3 separate regions of the Homo sapiens genome follow, and all the other regions are linked to region 2. A link is a contact called in ENCODE Hi-C or POLR2A ChIA-PET data. All regions are on one chromosome and are shown on one strand. Each heading gives the region's core, a stretch centred on a gene start or an enhancer-like site at or near the end of the contact. The rest is flanking DNA. Distances are from core to core; before and after follow the strand shown.

What was found. Hi-C counts contacts between places; a loop is a spot of excess contacts on that map. ChIA-PET counts read pairs that join two places held with the same protein, here RNA polymerase II (POLR2A). Pooled maps may share reads with other maps.
Region 1: a pooled map shows a loop between it and region 2 (1.9-fold over the local background). The contact joins two enhancer-like sites. A Hi-C loop is called at or near these places in 1 of 168 maps with a recorded cell type or tissue (posterior vena cava), 3 of 37 single-sample maps with no recorded cell type and 5 of 50 pooled maps. POLR2A ChIA-PET finds 5 or more read pairs at or near these places in 1 of 52 experiments (WTC11).
Region 3: a loop to region 2 is called in a pooled map, with 2.9 times the contacts of the local background. The contact joins two enhancer-like sites. A Hi-C loop is called at or near these places in 3 of 168 maps with a recorded cell type or tissue (B cell, GM12878 and OCI-LY7), 33 of 37 single-sample maps with no recorded cell type and 10 of 50 pooled maps. POLR2A ChIA-PET finds 5 or more read pairs at or near these places in 4 of 52 experiments (B cell, HEK293, OCI-LY7 and 1 more).

Annotation. Positions count from the first base shown.
Region 1 is chr13:110,643,746-110,646,743 of GRCh38, reverse strand. It overlaps CARS2 (cysteinyl-tRNA synthetase 2, mitochondrial), which reads left to right. Exons shown (of 15, transcript NM_024537.4): 12 at 654-777; 13 at 2,261-2,359. Among named protein-coding and RNA genes, the nearest start is that of NAXD-AS1, 29 kb to the right of the region's middle. Within about 2 kb of position 1,748, at least 5 of the 41 ENCODE cell types and tissues checked have a DNase peak (open chromatin) inside an H3K27ac peak, as active enhancers do.
Region 2 is chr13:110,470,391-110,473,185 of GRCh38, reverse strand. COL4A2 (collagen type IV alpha 2 chain) reads right to left here. Exons shown (of 48, transcript NM_001846.4): 29 at 36-257. Among named protein-coding and RNA genes, the nearest start is that of COL4A2-AS2, 8.5 kb to the right of the region's middle. RefSeq lists enhancers at 1-222, 951-1,090, 1,211-1,260, 1,271-1,510, 1,581-1,680. Within about 2 kb of position 1,250, at least 11 of the 41 ENCODE cell types and tissues checked have a DNase peak (open chromatin) inside an H3K27ac peak, as active enhancers do; they include GM12878, where a contact is called at or near this core.
Region 3 is chr13:110,725,404-110,728,291 of GRCh38, reverse strand. No RefSeq gene overlaps it. Among named protein-coding and RNA genes, the nearest start is that of ING1, 13 kb to the right of the region's middle. RefSeq lists an enhancer at 1,525-1,664. Within about 2 kb of position 1,396, at least 5 of the 41 ENCODE cell types and tissues checked have a DNase peak (open chromatin) inside an H3K27ac peak, as active enhancers do; they include GM12878, where a contact is called at or near this core.

The DNA of each region.
Region 1 (2,998 bases), core at 499-2,998, 170 kb before region 2:
TCTGAGCCCCCTGCTCAGAGTGGCTTTGGGCTCGGGTTCCCTGTGCGAGGAGCGGAGCTGCTCATCCCTCCCAGTCCTGACTGTGAGGAGCCAAAATCTATAAAACACACAGGCCTGGGCCCACAGCATCGCCTCCACTCCCCACCCACGGGTGTCCTGGGCAGCGCTGCACATTCATCCCGGCATGCAGAGTCTTCCGGATGGTCTTGGTGATAACCCACCCCTGCCACTTCAGCAGGGTAGGCAGCCAGTGGCCACGGGAGGCTGAGATCCGGGAGCCCCGGGCTGGGCCTCCCCAGCCTCTCTTTGTGAGTGGTCAGCCGTGCCGTCTCTCCCCCACCGAGTCTTCCTTGCCACTCCCCTCAATATCTATTGATTTTTAAAACCATCATGAAAATGCCCACGTGTGTCTTGTATTTTAAGTGTCACAGGTGACCTCTGCTCTGGGACTTTTTCTTGGGGTAACATGACAGTTTGCAGTTGATGTTACATAATTTTCTGCTACTCAGGAACTCAAGTCTTTGGGAATATGACCTAGAGAAAGTCCCCAGATTAGAGCCCCCAGCGTCTCTCCCTGGGGAAGGACTGGTGTGGGGGCCGCCTGGGGAGAGTGGAGCTCCCTCTGCTGTGACTGTTCTCTCCTCTTCCCTCAGGCTCTCCAGCACCAAGAGGGCCGTGAAGGCGGCCTTGGCAGATGATTTTGACACACCCAGGGTGGTTGATGCCATCCTGGGCCTTGCACACCACGGGAATGGACAGCTCAGGGCGTCCCTGAAGGTAGCTCAACGAACAGGTGGCCTTGCGGTCCTGCTGCCAGGGGCATGGGTCGGGTCCTCTGGTGGGTTTTTCTCATGTCGGCTGGGTGGCATCTCTGCTGATTTCGCCTCCCGCAGCTTCTGTGGAGGAACTCATGGAGCCCGAGTCTGCCGCTGACACACGGGATGGCACCCAGCCTGGGGCTTGACCCTCCCGGGCCTCAGGGCCACCTGGGGAACAAGCTCTCAGGAGCCCCTGAGGCTGAGAAATTCTGTGTGCTTGATCCTCAGGGGACACATCTCATGTCCCCACTGCATTCATGGCCCTTTCACAGAGAGAGCTTTTGTGGGGAACTTTTTAAGGAAAGACCCATTTACCCCAAGGCACTGTTATGCAATCTGCACCCCAGTGTGATGACCACACCAAGCACCCAGGGGTCTGAGCCTGGACTCGTGGGTCACTGCAAGTGTTTGGCAGGTGGGACAAAGACCGTGAAGGCGGCGGCAGGCTTTGGTTCCTGCACGTCTGAGGGTCCCCTGCCAGGCCCTGGGAGGCGCTGCGTCAGGAGCCCCGTGACCTTTGATGACCCGGGAAGCCGAGGCTGTTTGTGCCTCTCCCACCTCTGGAAACACCTGGGGGTTCTGGCCACATGCTCTGTTAGTTGAGCATCTCTGTGGAGGTCTCCATCCCTGGCTGCGTGCAGTGTTGGGTTTCAGAGCACCAGCAGGTGGGGCAGGGTGCCATGTGCCCTTGCCGGGTGCCTTCGGTCCAAATACTGCAGACGCGCAGGGCTCGCCTCTGAGGGGGGCGGGCATTTGAGTCACAGCCGGCTGCAGGAACAGGCTGCCCCGCACTGAAGGCAGCCAGGCCGGGCTGGGGCAGGTCCCGCAGCCAGGCTGCTCCTGCACGGGAGCTCCTCCTCCTCAGCCCGTCCGCGGCCTCCTGCCTTCACCGCAGCTGCTGCCGGCACTACCAGGCTGGCCCAGCTCTAGGGCAACAGGGGCCTCTTGTGGCAAGGGGCGGGACAAGTAAAGAGGCTGGCTTTTGTCCTGCGCTTTTCCTTCCCAAGCTTTGCAATTCTGGGGCACCTGCAAACTAAGGCTAGTGTCACCCAAGGGTCTCTGTGCTTGGTAACTGATGTGAGCCACGTACCAGGATTTCCCCGTTTTCTGAGAAACCCAGCCCAGTGCCCACTCAGCCTCCACCTACCATGCGCCACCTGCCATACTCCACGGTCATGCTTCACCCGCGAAGCCTGATGAGCTAGTCACCACCCACATGACTGATGGGTAAACTGAGGCACAAGAGATTCCTCATGCACCTATAGTTGTATGGTCTGCAGTGAGGTAGCCGATGCCAGAGCTGTGTCCTCCCTCCATAGAAGCCAGGAGAAAGGCCAGACTGAAGTGACCTGCTGAAGCCTTTGTCTTTTGACATTGAATTCCGTTTGCCCACTGCCATCAAGACTGCTTTTAAGGAGCTTCTGCGACATGATCTCTTACAGGAACCTGAAGGGCCGAGAAGTCCTGCTGTGTTTGGTGCCATCATCTCTTACTTTGAACAGTTTTTTGAAACTGTTGGAATTTCTCTGGCAAATCAACAGGTAGGTCCTATTATTTTAAATGCTTAATTCTGGAATTTTCTCCATGTTGGGACAATAACCTTTACCCTTTTAACTTGGAATAGAGCATTATGATGCCACACTAATGTATTTACCTGTTTAAAAACATGTTACTTTCCTGGAAAAATAAACACACTCAGAGCCAATACTTATTAATTGGAATTGCACAATTCTACTTCTGCAGTTGGCAAACTCTCGTGCGCAGAACCAGAGATGAGTCCATCTCAGCAACAGAATGTCGCCAGCTCTGCACACACGTTTATGTTCAAAGACTCTCAGAATGTGCAGAAGTCACAGGCACAGTAAGAGAACATTTTTTCCTGACCCATTTGAGGGCAAGTTGGCGACCTGAGCCCCCTTGCCTGGCACATGTTTTGTACGGACAGGACGGGCTCCCCGACAGGCACGAGTCACCTGCACCTTCCCAGCGAGGCTCACCCTGGCTGTGCAGTGAAGGTGGACGCTGCCAGGCTTCTCCACATTCCTTCTCTTCCGTTGTAACTCAAGAGCATTTTTGCAAAGAGACTTGGATCCTATGAAAATGTCCTCTTCCTTATCAGGCTCACCTGAAACTCGTTTATTCTATCAATACAGATTTGAGGTTTCCTGCCTTATTCTTAA
Region 2 (2,795 bases), core at 1-2,500:
GGATGGGGCCCCCGGCTCCCCGATGGGGCACTCACCTCTGAATCCAGGGGGGCCTCTGTCTCCGGGAAGGCCTTTAAGCCCAGGCTGTCCAGGCACACCAGCATCTCCCCGTGGCCCGGGCTGAGCTCCCAGGACTTCTCCAGGGAGGCCCCTTTCCCCAGGGGGCCCATCTGGCCCTGGCAGGCCGATGGGACCTGGGGATCCATCTGGGCCAGGGAGGCCCACTGCACCTTTGGATCCTCGGGGTCCTATGAACCCTAAAAGGAAACATGGGTGGGCCCCAAACCACAAGTTAGCATGGTGACGTTCTAAGAGAAGAGTCAAAAAGAGGCTGGAAACAGCAAAAATTTGGCTATGGGGTCCTCAGAAGGCATTCCTCAGCTCGAGCCCTTGTCCCTGTCGCCCTTTTTGGAACCTACAACCTTCGCCATGTCGTTCTGTTGGTTATGTTTCTTCTGCTTGCCCCGCCATTCGGCCCCCCAGCCCTAAAACTGAGTGAAGGTGGACAAGCCAACAACGCCTCCTTGGACCTCGATTTGCATAATTCATGGGTTCCCCTGCTTTGCAAATAAGCCCCAAAGAATAGCTTTTTGTGGGACCTTCTAGGTTGTGCTGAGTGAGGAACAGCACTTCGGGATGGAAAATCCCAGGGAGGCAGGAACGAACAGGGCCGTCAGAGCCAAAACGCTGCCTGCCGTAACATCTCCCTGGTAGAAACCCGTCACTGTCGGTTGGGAAACGCTTCAAAGAGGAACGACACCCCTCTGTTGTATTGACCATGAAAATCATCAAGTCCCAATCCCAGCACTTTGGGAGGCCGAGGCGGGTGAATCACGAGGTCAGGAGATCGAGACCATCCTGGCTAACACGGTGAAACCTCGTCTCTACTAAAAATACAAAAAATTAGCCAGGTGTGGTGGCGGATGCCTGTAGTCCCAGCTACTCAGGAGGCTGAGGCGGGAGAATGGCGTGAACCCGGGAGGCGGAGCTTGCAGTGAGCCAAGATCGCACCACTGCACTCCAGCCTGGGCGACAGAGTGAGATTCCATCTCAAAAGAGAAAAAAATAAAAAGAAAAAAGAAAATCATCAAGTCCCATCTGCGGATGGAGGGAAGGCAGCTGTCCTGTGTCTTTTGTGGGTGCCACTGGATAAAATGATCTCATCAGGTCACTTCCTTTTTCGGTGCAGTCAGCCCTGACATGGCCTCAGAATGAACTCCCACAGCTGACAGTCACGCAGTGCTCAGAAGGAAAGGCTTCTGAGGTCACCACCACCCCCGCTGTGCATGCAGGAGAGAAGCCTGCAACGATGAGACTGGCAGGTGATTCTGTGGGACAAGATCAAGTACACGGCAGGCTCGGCACTCCTATGTATGGATACGGAAAAGGGAATGTTTTCTGTGTTCTGTGGGGTGTATCCCACCAAAAAGATCCAATGAGCAGGGCCCGGGGACCTCCTGGGCCGGTAAAGCCATCACTGCCTGGGAGCTGGGAGTAACTGGAATACAGAATAAAGGATCTGGATTAACCTGACGTTAATCAGCTAGACCGTACTCAGAGTTTTAACGGTGTGATTTACTCACAATGAAGAGACATGACTTTCACTGGCAATGTTACAAACTGTACCCAGGGAGCCATGCACTTGGGTTTGCATGTGTGGGTCTTAGATCTGGAATAGACTCTCTGATTTTTGCAATCCTTGAATTGGGCATTTTATCCTCTTCTGCATGTGGCGACAGAAGGGCAGTATATTTCAGCACCATAAAAAGTGACATGCGTTTCAGAAACTGATCAGTTCCTCAATCACCACCCACCCCCAGCCTGCCCCAGCCTCCCTGTTCATGACGTAAGGGCTCACATTTGATGGTGGAACAGGCTCCCAACTCACGTGGGCAACTGTCCAAATCACCTGATAATGGGTGCATCCCATCCATTCCCCCCTACAGGGGAGCCCCGTGTGGCGTTCACGCACACATGGCTGGGCACTCCAATCACAATTACCAGAGAACTTTCATACTCACAGCAAGAAGCTGTTCAGGAATTATTATCCTTCTCTCAAAATCATGAATGCTTAAACTTAGTATATATGAAATCATGAGAGTGGCAATGTTACACTTCTAAATATTTAGACACTTCCAGCAGGGCAACAAAACCACAGAGACCAACCCCTGGGGCAGAGGCATGGAGACTTCCTTTGCTTCATTCGAATGCAGAGTTGTTTTTACCAGGGCCTTGATACAGACACAGGAAGCCTGCTTCCCAATTTTGCAAAACATGGAGAAACGCATCATATGAAAGGAAACAGGGTCAGGGTTTGGAACAATCCCTACGGGCTGCAACACAAAATTCCGAAAGATACCATCTATCAGGGACGGACAGACACTTCTGCATTGAGGCTTAAATCAGCTATCTGAGTGGAGGTCAGGGGAGGGGCAGGGTTCAATTAGTCTTCACTGGGAACATTTGCAAGATGTTCAACCTAAGGGCGCAACAGTCCCGATGTTCTGTGTGATATTCCAGACATGGGGAGCGCTTTATTCAGTTTCTAGAGCCCAGTTGGAAAAGAATCCTGATAAGTGGGGGTCCTAGAAGGTTGCTCAGAATTCCAAGGGCATGGAACGATGTCATTAAAAGAAAGTATGTGTTCCCGGGGTCAGTTCTGCCTGTTCATGAGACGTCTGTGGGAGATGTGGCCGCCTCTCTCAGGGTGTGTGGTTATGAGGAAGTCAACTGTGTGGCTCAGGAACAGCCCGGTGAGAACTCCCTGGGAGGCAGGCTGTATTCCAGGGAGGAAC
Region 3 (2,888 bases), core at 147-2,646, 250 kb before region 2:
AAAATACAAAAATTAATTTCCATTCCCTGAACACATCCCAATTAAAGGGAAAAGAATTAAGCCAGAGCCAGTAGCTGTCAGGGTGGCACAAGCGTCTATTCAAACACAGCACCTATCAGGGCAAGTGTTTGTTTTTGGTTTTGGTTTTGTTTTTGAGACGGAGACTCGCTCTGTCGCCCAGGTTGGAGTGCAGTGGCATGATCTCGACTCACTGCAACCTCTGACTCCCGGGTTCAAGTGATTCTCCTGCCTCAGCCTCCCGAGTAGCTGGGACTACAGGCAAGTGCCACCACGCCTGGCTAATTTTTTGTATTTTTAGTAGAAACGGGGTTTCACCATGTCGGCCAGGATGGTCTCAACCTTCTGACCTTGTGATCCACCCGGCTCAGCCTCCCTAAATGCTGGGATTACAGGCTTGAGCCACCACACCTGGCCGGGGAAGTGTTTTTAAAATGGAAAGATTTGCTCTAACATAGCACCTGACTGTCCACAACAGACTCCAGCAGCTCAGTGTCCACCACACCATCTACCCCTTGGCCACGGTGAGCCTCGTGGATGGGTCTCCACCTGGTCCGCACTGTGTCTGAACACATCTGTGCTGCAGAGAAAAATCCTTGCTGCGGTGTCCTCATTGCTCTTCCGATTCCTGAATTTTCTGACACTTCTCTTATCTTTCCTGTCTTTGCTTGAGACATAGTCAATTATTGTTACTTGCAACCAAAAGATGCTCAAATAATAGAGAAAATAAGTATTTATCTAACAATTTCTTATGTTAAATAAACACTTTGGGAGACAGCAAACTGTTTCCAGGCATCTTTGTAAATGGATACATTGTTAAACTCTGTGATTGATCATTACATTTGTTTTTATAAAATTTTATAATAAAAATTTTATAATAAAAATAAAATTTATTAAATGTAATAAAAATATTACATTAATGTCTCAAATATTACATGTCTCAAATATGTAATGACATTACATGTCATTACATGTCTCGTTACATTACATGACATTACATGTCTCATTACATTAATGTCTCAAATATTAATCATTTAGAAATATTGCATTTCCAATGGCATACAGATTTATCCAAAAATATTCCCTTCACACAAATCAAACTGAAATTCCCTTTTAGGTGTGTTTTTAGAACTGGTTTCCAAGTTAGAAAAGAAAATGTTTCATGTTTAAATGTCAATTCTTGGATTCAGGCTTTACTCTACACGTCTTTATTAAAGGCCTATGGCTTAACACGAGAGACCCACGGTTCCTAACGTCCACATAAATGAGAACAGGTGCACCCATGAAACAGCATGGCTGATGAAGCGGGGGAGTGGCTCTGGCCTGGAGTAACAGCACTTCATCCTGCCGGCAGCCCCACCACCAACTCACGGAGTGCCTTTGAGGAAGTGGCTTCATCACCCTTGGGCCTCGGTTTCCTCACCCACACAGTGAAGAGATTGAATGAGATTTTCTGCCTACTCTGAATTCAATCAAGAGGTGAGTCAAAAGGAAGTTTAGTAGGCTCTGATTGCTACTAAAAATAAAAATTCGATGTATTTACTTCTGTGTTCTACAACGAGAAATGGAATTGTTTATAGAAAAGCAGCCATGGAGGACTTCCTCCTCGTGCAGCAGGAACCTGGCAGTGACCGCTAACATGCTAAGGGTGGACTTGATTCTCTTTAGCTGTAAGGAATCACAAGTCCATTTTTTAAGAATACATGTGTTAAACTAGAATAATTTGACCAAAAATATTACTCAAATTGTTATCTGTACAGTGCTCTAGCATTTCTGAAGTATTTTCAGACATTAACAAGTCTGGGCCTCCACTCCTGGGATGGGCATTATCACTGTCCTTATTTTGCTTCTGAGAACATTGGGTACAGAAGAGTGACTTCCTTGAGGTTAACCTGTGATAAACTAGTCCTGATTCAAATCTGACTTTGACTCTCATGCTGATTCTAGCACCGTGCATGGCTCCTAGTGAATTGCTTAAAACCTTGCAGGTAGGCTGGGCACGGTGGCTCATGCCTGTAATCCCAGTACTTTGGGAGGCCGAGGCGGGCGGATCACCTGAGGTCAGGAGTTCAAGACCAGCCTCACCAACATGGAGAAACCCCGTCTCTACTAAAAATACAAAATTAGCCAGGTGTGGTGGCGCGTGCCTGTAATCCCAGCTACTCGGGTGGCTAACGCAGGAGAATTGCTTGAACCCGGGAGGCGAAGGTTGCAGTGAGCAGAGATTGCGCCATTGCACTCCAGCTTGGGCGAAACTCCATCTCGAAAAAACAAAACAAAACAAACAAACAAAAACCTTGCAGGTAAATTACAATCCTAAAATTCACTGTAGGGCAAAACAAGAAACTTGAAGTAAGCATCCTGGTTTACCTGGAGGAAAATCAGAAGCATGAGAACTTGGTAGTGCAAATACCCGTGGCTCCTGCAGATCCCTTCATTCAGGCAAAGAAGCCCAGCAATTAAGACTTTTTCGCTCTCTCCTCCCGTGAGACCATGAGCGTTTCTTTCACCTTCTATGGCTTTCTCAGTTGTAAGACCCCCACAGAGCTGGGAGGACAGCACACTCCTGGCATGTTAGGCGTTCAGGGAAGACCAGCAGCAACGCCAGGTCCTGACCATGAGGAGGCCTCCGGGTGCCAGGCGGTGGTCAAGGATGCTGGTTTTGGAGCCAGATGCAGGGCGTTGGCCTTGTGCAAGTCAGGTCCCTGGCTGGAGTCTCAGCACCTTCATCAGGAAAAGCAGCCATTTTTTGGCAGGGTTGTCATAAAATATGAAGTATGCAGTGCTAGCAATGTCTAGCATATAGGAGGCAATAAATGGTGGCTATATTGATATACATACACCACGACACTGAGTACCTTTATTTAAAG